Linked DNA regions of Homo sapiens: region 2 is linked to region 1. Evidence: chromatin contacts called from ENCODE Hi-C or POLR2A ChIA-PET data. All regions are on one chromosome and are shown on one strand. The core of a region is the stretch at or near the end of the contact, and the rest is flanking DNA. Distances in the headings are between cores, read along the strand shown.

What was found. Hi-C counts contacts between places; a loop is a spot of excess contacts on that map. ChIA-PET counts read pairs that join two places held with the same protein, here RNA polymerase II (POLR2A). Pooled maps may share reads with other maps.
Region 2: a loop to region 1 is called in a map of OCI-LY7, with 4 times the contacts of the local background. The contact joins the promoter of PHGDH here to the promoter of WARS2-AS1 in region 1. A Hi-C loop is called at or near these places in 1 of 168 maps with a recorded cell type or tissue (OCI-LY7) and 11 of 50 pooled maps. POLR2A ChIA-PET finds 5 or more read pairs at or near these places in 3 of 52 experiments (WTC11, activated naive CD4-positive, alpha-beta T cell and naive thymus-derived CD4-positive, alpha-beta T cell).

What each region holds. Positions count from the first base shown.
Region 1 is chr1:119,138,289-119,143,417 of GRCh38, reverse strand. It overlaps WARS2-AS1 (WARS2 antisense RNA 1), which reads right to left and starts at 3,022. Exons shown (of 7, transcript NR_125975.1): 1 at 2,625-3,022; 2 at 1,605-1,671. It overlaps WARS2 (tryptophanyl tRNA synthetase 2, mitochondrial), which reads left to right and starts at 2,765. Exons shown (of 6, transcript NM_015836.4): 1 at 2,765-2,863. The coding sequence starts at 2,774. RefSeq lists an enhancer at 2,684-2,993.
Region 2 is chr1:119,707,519-119,713,183 of GRCh38, reverse strand. It overlaps PHGDH (phosphoglycerate dehydrogenase), which reads right to left and starts at 1,250. Exons shown (of 12, transcript NM_006623.4): 1 at 1,024-1,250. The coding sequence starts at 1,161. LOC105378937 (a long non-coding RNA gene) reads left to right here and starts at 1,338. Exons shown (of 3, transcript XR_947757.4): 1 at 1,338-1,450. RefSeq lists a silencer at 598-697 and enhancers at 838-927, 978-1,257, 1,398-1,447, 929-1,458.

The sequences.
Region 1 (5,129 bases), core at 1,773-4,272:
GCAACCTCTGTCTCCCTGGTTTAAGCAACTCTCGTGTCTCAGCCTCCTGAGTAGCTGGGACTACAGGCGCACACCACCATGCCTGGGTAATTTTTGTATTTTTCGTAGACATGGGGTTTCACCATGTTGGCCAGGCTAGTCTCGAACTCCTGACCTCAAGAGATCTGCCCGCCCCAGCCTCCCAAAGTGCTGGGATTACAGGTGTGAGCCATTATGCCCAGCCCATGATATATACACACTTTTAAATGTTAACCATTTTGTATGAAAACATTTCAAAAGTGTATTGTAGGTTTTTTCTTCAAAGATACATTGAATAATATATCTTTCCCCGAGGAGTCATGGTTACCATTATTAAAAACTTATTAAAATACGTTAAATATACTGAGCTGAATATATTCCTCCTCTTAGAAGATGGTGAGCTTTGTAGTCATACTTTCCCCAACACCAAAATGCTTACTGTGAAAAAGTACAAAAGTAGACAGAACTGGTTCATTTTTAATACATCCTGTGTCTTTTCTGTTAACTGTTCCTTCTGGCTGTTAAAAGCATAACAATTGCTGACAATAAGCTGTGTAATTTGTTAAAATCCAATTTACTTTTAAAAGAGGTGCCTACTCTGCATAAGAGACTATTCTAGGTGCTGGGGGAGATGTTAGAAATATAAACTATAGTCCTTGTCCAAGAAGCAAGGCTGGCTGAGTGACACCTGAGAGTTACCAGGTCACCGCCACGGTGCAAAACACAGTTTATTACTTCTAACAAAGTCTAAAAATTAGCAAATATTTTCAATTTTAAAAATCAGGATACTAAAGTTATAAAACTTGTGGTCTTAAAGTCCCACCTTTTTTAGTGGGACTATGTCTTGGAAATACCTCCCACGGAAATATTATTGGTCATAGGAGTCTGCAGATACGACTAAGAACTACTTCTTGAAGAAATAAAGTAGGTACACCCTTTGACAGCTTTTGGTGCACCATAGTCTTATTGCTAGGTTTTATCTTGCTATCTAGATGACTAAAGATGTCAGAAAGCTAATCTTGCTAATTGCTAGGGTCATGTAATCTCATTAATAAAATATATGTAAAACACTGTACTATAATGCTTTGCTCTATGTATGAGTAAAACATGTAGGGCATTTATTAAACTGCATTTTACAAGGCATAACATATATCCCCCTTCCCCTGGCAAGGTTTGTTTCCAGGGTCTCAGTAATATCACATTCTTTGGGTTCTACAACACCTCTTGGCTCCTTTATTTCCATCATCTGGCTACTTTCACTCCACAAACTCTATCTGATGGTCTCAAGGATTTCCTTGGTTTCAATTACCATCTGTTTGGTAGTTCAAATCTCTTCTGAGCTCCAGACCCATGTATCTATTTAATGGGCATCACATTTTGGAAGTACTACAAGCACCTCAAATTTAACAGCCAAAACCAAACTGATCAGCTTTGTTGAAGACTATAACTTGATTTCCTAGTTTTTTTTTTGCCTTCATCCCTTTCCTGCTCACTTCTAAATTACACCAATTATACTTGAACTTCACCAGTACTTTGTATACCTACAAGATTATCCTATATGGTTTTAATTTACTGTTTTGTCTTACCCTGGTAGATTTCAGCTCCTTTATAGGCATCTCTTATCTCCTACCTCTCCTTGGTAATTTTCAGTAGCTGGATGAATTATAAACAAAACACATAAAGGAATTGTCATGAATTTCTTCCAGTTATATTTTTACTGAAACACTCGTTATCTGTCTGGGAGATTTTTAGGTGAATTAACAGAAGCAGAAAAACTGTATTAAACTTTCTCATAACCCCAAACAAAACAATTTCTTCCATCAGGTATAACCTTCCTGCAGCCTTCCCTAGACTAGGTTGAAACACCACAGTCATAACCACTCCTCCTTAAAACTTGCGGTGCTTGCTTCTTTAACACCTATTAAGTGTACATCATTTATTTATCCGCTACTCTATTAGACTGTACACAACTTGAAGACAAGATATGTCTTTCTCTGTACCTTCAGTGCCCAGCACATTACGGTAGGGTTCAACAAAGTTTACAGGACGAATGAAATAAGGCCACATAAGTCCAGTGCGGTGGCACATGCCTGTAATCCCAGCACTTTAGGAGGCCGAGGCAGATGGCTTGGCTTGAGCTCAGGAGTTTGAGAGAGCCTGGGCAACATGGTGAAACCCTGTCTCCACCAAAATACAAAAATTAGCCGGGCGTGGTGGCGCACCCTTGTGGTCCCAGCTACTCAGGAGGCTGAGGCAGGAGAATAGCTTGAGTCTGGGAGGTGGAGGTTGCAGTGAGCCGAGATCGCGCCATTGCACTCCAGCCTGGGCGAGAGTGAGACCTTGTCTCAAAGAAAAAAAAGGGAAATGAGGCCACACATGTCTAAAAAGACCACTTATATTACCCTCTAAGAGAACTGGGAGTTTCTAAACAAACTTTTTAAAGGTTGCCTTCACATAGCTAAGATCAGAAATGCAGCCTACTTGACTTTCTTCCAGTCTAAAGCGTTGCTACTAATAACCCCCAAGGAAATTCTCCTTCCAGGAAGGCTGAGCAGACAAGGGATCCAGGGAAAAACACTAAAGCCCCACCCCGCTCCTGTCCCCACCTGCTCGGCAAGAACTGCAGTCCGCCCGATAGCGGCTGCGCTGCGCAGCCTGGAGGCCCAAGCCGCGCCCAGCAAGCAGGAGTCGCGAGACTGGGATTGGCTCTCTGAACAGACGTCATTCCAAACAAGACGGCTCCGCCCTTCTCAAGATGGCGCTGCACTCAATGCGGAAAGCGCGTGAGCGCTGGAGCTTCATCCGGGCACTTCATAAGGGATCCGCAGCTGCTCCCGCTCTCCAGGTAACCAAAGACGGCCCTTCCCTCCGCGGCTTCCCATCCCGCGAGGTTCTTCTCATCCCACTGCCCTCTATTTATTTCTCTCCTCCCGCTTCTTAGGGAAAGTACATGCCTTCCCTCGCCTAAGGTCTACTCGTCTATGACTGTCGGCCTGCTCAGAGCGTAGTGACGTTGCAAGGATACGTGATGACGTAAAGGTTTCTTGGTGGAAAAAGCGCGCCGCTTTCTGACCTCTTGCCGCCACCTCCAGTTCTGGGAGCGGAGCGCCGCCGCTGTTGCCGGGCAACGCGGTGAGCCTACCCCGCGTGTGATGTTTTCAGAGACGGGTTGTTTTAGAGACTGCTCTTCTTGTGGTCTTATTACTGTTTTTACCCTCCTTACCCTAACAACACGCTAAGGGGCTATCGGAGAGAGTAGAGAAGTTTTGTTAGGCATTGGGCAGCTTGGGTCGGGGCAGCAGGTTGGCAGTGTGGTACTTGAGCAAGTGTCAGTGCATCTTCCATTCTGGTTGCTCCTGGTGGCTCCACAGCACTGCTCTATCTAGCAGGCTGTGAAAGAGTGACCGCAAGCTGCTACAGAGTTTGTCCTGTCCTGCGCTTGACAACACTGCTGTTACCATTAATCTCGTCGTACGGAGACCATGTCGCGGCCTGGTCTTATTGGGAATTGTCTTAAATATTTGGAATTTTACCCTCATAGCAAAAAAGTCAGGGGGAGGGGATACCCTTTCAGTTATTCAGGATTTTACCAAACGTCTTCCAAGTACAGTCTCAGTGGCAAGCACTTTGACATACTTTATCTACGGGAGATATATTCTGGGAACTAGAGAGAAAGGAGAGAATGTGATTTTATTAGGTAATTTCCCGGCATCATTTGCATATGTATTGCCATAATGAGTAGGTGTGAGGATGTCGCACCTATTGTAACTGTTGTGTTGAAAACAGCGCTAGACAGGAAGGTAGCCTAGAGGTCAAGGGTTTGGTCTGCCACTTGACAGCTGTGTGACAAGTCACAATCTCTCTGGGACTTTTCTTCTTTTTTTGCTCATATTGAGTGGAGGAAGAGAGCTGGACTGATTGACACGTTAATGTTCTTTCAACCTCTGGAAAATCTATAGTTCCATGATTATGAAGCCAAAACAAAGCCAATGAGAGTAATTATGAAAACCAAAATTTAAGTTCAACTTATTTTTCTAGTCATGTCATAAATTTTTTGAACTTCCGTTTTTTATTAATGTGAGCCTCACAAAATTCTTATAAGCTAATATATTAATATATACCGGAAAGCTGCTTGTCAGCAAACAACTATTCAAATGTCACCTTAAATTTCAGCAGCAATGTTAGGTAAGACAATTCAAAATTAGATAAATTTATCAAAAATTCCTCTCCTTGAAATTTGAGGGTTTGATTCTGCAGAACTAGAATGAGATGATTATTTATAATTTATAGCACATTAACACCTATGCTATCAAAGTAGCTAAGCCGTAGACCCAAACTTCCCCTTATTCCAAACTAAAGAATTGAAGATGTCTTGAGAATAGAGAATCAAAGAGAGAGAGAAAAAAAAGACAAACTGCAGCCTGCTAATGACTGCCCAGGGAAGTTTAAGACACTAAGTCATTATAAATGCTAAAGAAAAAATTTCTTAAACCTCTACTATTGTTTCAGTGGCATTTATGAATAGGGCTATTAAAGTTAATTATTAATCTAGATTGTTTCAAGATGTAGAATTTCCAGTACCGATGAATGTTTCTAAACCTTTAATTTAGCTTTGAGTAGAATAAGTATTAAATGTGAGAGTATTTTTTTAAAGTATAAATCTACATATAATTTCAGTCATTGAAAATGATGGTTTGAAAGATTAATGTGGTTTTTTGAAAGACTGAGAAAAGATACAAAATTGTGTTCATAGTGTTATTACGATGTTATGTTTATATATAAGTGTTTATATAAACGTATACATAGAAAAAAAGCCTGGAAGGGAACAAACATTTTTAACTTTTTTATTTTGCTTTGGCCTTCCTAAATAGTGGGTTAAAAGTTATTTGTTTCCTTTTATAGCATTACATATTTTTCACATGTCTAAATTGAAGACACACACTTTTTAATAACCAGAAAAACGTTTTGAAATCATAAATCTTTATACAGATCTTTAGTCATTAATATCATTTGTGATATTTTAGGATTCTGAGGAAGATACTTGTCCCACAATGCTGTTATTAAAATGGCCTTAGAAAAGGACTACTAAAAATTTATGGCCACTTTTCCTG
Region 2 (5,665 bases), core at 1-2,500, 570 kb before region 1:
ATATACTGGATCAGGTGAGGTAGAGACTGGGCAGCTGGGTCGACTACAGAGGTCGAAAGTGCAGGCACTGGAGTGAAGAGTTCACAAAATAAATATTCCGGACAAGGCCACCAGGCCCAGCAGGCCTTTTCAAACACGGTGGATAAAGATTTGAAGTAGATTAATTATATATCACAACAAAAGGAGATAAAAATTTGCTAAGACTATAAATCATCTGGGAGCGTTTGGGATCGGATTCTAGTCGAGTCTGGTCACTCCCAACCAGCGATAAACCAAAGGTGGGGAGGAGGCTAAATCTGGACCCCAGCGCTCCCCGCCCGCCTCCCTTTCCTCCGAAGGCTCCCAGGAGGCAGAGGGGCGGCGAAAGCACGGAGCAGTCTTGCATCAGACGAGGGGCGGGTACGTGTTTGCTGCCTTACGAGGGCTGCCTTCCCCTCCAGCTGCCCCAGCAGCCACCAGACTGGTTGGGTCTCCGCCAGCTTCCCCCCGCCCCCCGACCCCCCCAACCCCGCCACCGCCAAGGCAGGCTAGAATCGGCGGGGCGGCCCAGAACTTGGTTGGGAAGAATCGCCAGTCCCTGGGTTCCCCGCAAAGAAGCCACTTTGGGGCCCCTCTCCCGATCGCCCCGCGCGGAGGCGGTTGGGGGTTGGGGGAGAGGCGGCGCGAGGCTGCCAGAACAATTGCGCGCTAAGGCGCTGGGGCGCCGCGCTGGCATCCCGCGCTGGCATCCGCGAGCAGCCTGCAGGACCAGTTGGAGCAGCCCGCACTTTGCAATGCTAGCGGAGGCATGCCAACGTGAAAGACGCGGTTGCAAACTAAAAGAAAAGTTTGCATCTCGCCGCCGTTTGTTCTTCCCTCTTTCTGCCTCCTCCCGCCCCCGTTCTTCTCTACCCCCCAATCTCAGGAGGCCCCGGAACTAATTGATACGGGGTGCATGCGAGGGGGGCGCGCTGGCCTGGGCGCAGCCAGCCTTTTTCCATGGAGGTTGCCCTAGAGACCTCAATTTTCTCTCTCTCGCCTTACCTGCAGCTCCGCTATCAGCTCCTCTTTGCTAAGGTTCTGCTTTTCCACCACCTGCAGCCCTCCATCTTGCAAGATCTTCCGGCAGCAAGGGTCCAGGCTGTCACTGATGAGCACTTTCCGCAGATTTGCAAAAGCCATTGCTGGAGTTGGCCTCGGAATCGGCCGCTGTGAGTAGAAGTACCTAAGCCAAGAAGCTGCGGTTCGGCCTGGCGCGCTAGAGTAACTGGGCAGTATTCTCCAGCTCCCGCTCCCCAGTCATCTCCTCCTCCTCCTCCTCTTACAGTCTCCTTTTGATTGGACGGAAATACTCAAACTCTCCGCGACTCCGCCTCCTCCTCGCGGCTCTGAGGTTGCCAAATCCCTGCCCGCTTTATTATCCTCCCGCGATGAATTTCTCCATCTCAGCCAAAGCTCTTACCTACACCTGGTGAGCATATAAAAAGCACAATTTACGCTGACTAGCTGATGCATATCTGAAATGAACGGAGAAATACACCTCATCCTGAGAGAAAAACTTCATTTTCACTTTTCCTCCTAAGGATTCATTTATTAATTCCTTACGAAATTTTTTTTGAGTGGGTAAATGTGCAAGGCACTGTGCTAGACGTTGAAGGGAATTCGACTATCAAAAAGAAAATGTCCAACAATGATAGACTGGATTAAGAAAATATGGCACATATACACCATGGAATACTATGCAGCCATAAAAAATGATGAGTTCATGTCCTTTGTAGGGACATGGATGAAATTGGAAATCATCATTCTCAGTAAACTATCGCAAGAACAAAAAACCAAACACCGCATATTCTCACTCATAGGTGGGAATTGAACAATGAGAACACATGGACACAGGAAGGGGAACATCACACTCTGGGGACTGTTGTGGGGTGGGGGGAGGGGGGGAGGGATAGCATTAGGAGATATACCTAATGCTAAATGACGAGTTAATGGGTGCAGCACACCAGCATGGCACATGTATACATATGTAACTAACCTGCGCATTGTGCACATGTACCCTAAAACTTAAAGTATAAAAAAAAAAAAGATACATCCTCTTTCCTCTGGTGGCCTAACATCCTAGAGTACCAAACACACAGACTTGGAAAGTTACGTAGTGAAAAGCAATAGGAAGCTTTCTGAGACACCAAGGAGCTGTGATTAATTTCAAATTAGTGATGCAATGAGAATTATGAGTTTATAAAAGAGCGGGGACCTGGTGCATTTAAACTAGGCATACTTTGTTAAAGTTATTTATTTCCTTTCCCTCCACTTCCTCTCTAATTATGAAAAAGAAGAAAAGGAAAACGGGATGTCAGTGTGGTTTAATTGACCAAGGAGGCACTTCTCAGCTCTTAACTCTTTTATATTTAAACCCCATAACCGACGTGCTCTCTCATGCCCCATTTTACAGAAATGTCAGAAAATTCAATTTGGGATTAAAGTCACCTAGAATCAGAAGCAGAATCAGAGATGCTCATAGTTGAATTAGAATTCAGCTTTATGGACATATCCAGTCCAACTAACCATTGTGTGTTATGTCATCCTGAGCTATTCATAACTCAAGTGCTAGATCCTTATCCTACAGAACTATGCAATATCAATTCTATAAAGTAATGAAAATTCTATACAGATAATTCCTGGGCACAAATCAGATTTTTAGACACAATGTCCTCAGTGGGTAAAAAAAAAAATTGTCTATCATGTTTGCTTGTTCGGATGAATTGTTATTCCTACATTCCAAGACTCATGAGTATTCAAATTCTCTGTCTCTCTTGAAGTGCCCAGCAGTACCCTGGAGTCTAGGGACAGACAGGGGACCTATCCCAGGAGGCTTAATGGAGGGTCTTGGGAAGCATCCATTTTTGTAACTGCTTTCCTTCAACTCCTCCCAGGGCTCACTAACTGCTTCCTTTCAGTGTAGAATCTAAACCCTGCTATCATTAACATGTAATCCCACCCTTTCACACCAAGTCAAACTTCTTGGATACTGTCTGAACGCACAACCCAGAGGGCCTCCTAAGCCTGATCACCTGTTTTCTTTATTTATTATTTATGACCCACCTACTTTTTAAACAGATCCAAGCCACACAATAAAAGACACTTCTAAACCGTTAAGAAAATAATTAACAGATTAAGAGTCCATTTCCAAGTGAAAAGGAGGGTGTGTGATAATTGTTACATAAGTCAGAAATGTTCCCTCCTTTTAAATTTCTATAGAATTAACTTCAAGTTATCTCACAGTGCCTTAAGCAATATATTTATGAACTTTTCATGTCTTGTTCCCCATGAACTCTCATTTCCTTAAATCAGAGACACGATTTTGTATACCCCCAGTAGTGCCTAGCACCATGCCTTCCACATCACAGAGGCTCAGAAGAGGTTTGATTCAAAAATTAATTTATCCAGTACCTCCTATGGGCTAGGCCCTGTGACACATAAGACACAGCCTTCTTTCCTCAAAAAGAAAAAAGAACAACATTTTAAGAAGAGTACCCCGGCATGGTGGCACATTGCTGTAGTCCTATCTACTTGGGAGGCTGAGGCAGGAGGATTGCTTGAGCCCAGGAGTTCGAGGCTGCAGTGAACCATGATTGTGCCACTGCACTCCAACCTGGGCAACAGAGTGAGACCTGTCTCTAAAAAATAATAAAAAAAATTAAAAAGGTATAGTTTAAGAATTATAAATAAAGGTGTGCTGGAGGGCTTTGGGAGCAAGGAGGAGAACCATCTCCTGAGGTGCCAGGAGGATTTCCAAGCAAGGTTGCCTTTCAGCTAACCTTTTGAAACTCATTCAAGGCAGCTACTTTGAGAGGCTCAAGGATACAGAGATAGGTAAAACATAACCTGCCTTGAAGCTGCTCATGGTTAACTGCCTAATCTTGAGAGCTGAATATGAATTAGCCGGGGGAGAAGAAATGACATTTCCAAAGGCTTAGAGTTGTGAGGAGTTGCAACATGTTCATGGCTTCTCTACCATGGCTGTGGGGGATGCCAGTGGGATACCAGGAGGTGAGACTGCAGAGGGGCCAGGGGCTGCTCATGAAGTGTCTTGCCCTGAGGAGGAGTTTAAACTTGACTCCAAAGTTAGTACAGAGGTACCGAGTGATTTTTAGAAGCGATATCATCAAATGTGTTGCTGGTCGGGCTGAGACCTGATACTGCCAATACAGATATATCCCTCACCACTACACCCCAGAATCTCCAACATCAATTGCAAACTAAGGGTTTTTCTTTGATAACTGAGGGTTGGAGTTGGGGAAATTTCTCCCTCTCCCTGTGTTATTGCATCCATCCATAAAACAGGAACTTTGGCCAGCTTGGAAGTAGTAGGAAAACAGTTCTGCCCTTCTCCTCAGACCCCTCCTTCTCTCCCTTCCTCTGGCCCCAACCCCTTCAGAAGAGAAAACCACTCTGATTAGTGAAGTTTGGGGAAAAGGTCCTAGTGCGTGCCCAGGCCAGCCCCTTTTGGCTCTCTCTTTCGAAGCTGGAAGCCTAAAATAATGTACACACTCCTGCTTCCTTGTGTGTAGTGAATCTGTCAAGGCAAGACCTACCCCTACCTAAGGTTGCAAGATGTCCAGCTGTTCCGCCTGTAACTCTGAGGATAAAGTTAATGGGGTTAAGGGGAGGAGAGTAGGAACTCTCTTTTTCTGCTTGGAGACCAGCTGTGATATCCAAACTCGAATCATAAGAAATAAAATATGTAACAAACCTGCATGTCGTGCACATGTACCCTAGAACTTAAAGTATAATAAAAAAAGAAATAAAATGATATTTTAAGATGCAGAAAATGAACTGTCATCCGTAAAACAGGCATATCTTGATTTGAATTTCAGCTTCTCAAGTTATGAACAATGTGATTTTGGGCAAATTACATTGCCCCCCTAAGACTTAGTTTTCTCCTATGTAATATGGAATGAATAGTATGATAGTGCTTACTTCATAAGGCTTTTGTAGGGATTAAATAAGGCAAAGCATACAAGTGAGTGTAATCTCTAGTGCTTGACTTTCCTTCATTCATCCACTCAATCAGTGTATATTTATTGAAACTGTAATGTGTCAGGCACTGCTGAGGGGGTTGGAAATGAAGCTTTGATTAAGACCGTCTCTGCTCTCATGGAGCTTACATTGCGTTTGAGGATAGAAAATAAATAAATAAACAAAAAATTGAACTGGATAATCTCAGGGCATATATAATAAATAATGTAAAACCAGATGATGTGAAAGACAGGTTAGGGGAGAGGAATCATAGACTTTATGATGAGGAAAGGCCTTCCTGAAAAGGTGGAGCTTGGGTTGAGACTGAAATAAGAAGAAACTGGCTATGCAAAGAATTAAAGAAAAAGAGAATTCGAGGCAGAAGGAAAAACAGAACAAGTGTGGCACATTCAAGAAACCTGCCCAAATATTTCTATAGTACTGACTATGTGCCAGGCACTGGAATAACAATGCTGAACAAGTCACATGTAGTCCCTACTCAGAGGGAACTTTTTTTTTTTTTACAAATTTAAAGAATTTTTTAATTCGTAAGAAAATTTAAAAATGTTTCTATCCCCAAAGAGAATGAATCAAGTTACATATGAATACGACAAAAAGAGAAAAACAAAGAACAGAAGAGAATGAGAGGGGAAGAAAGCAGAAG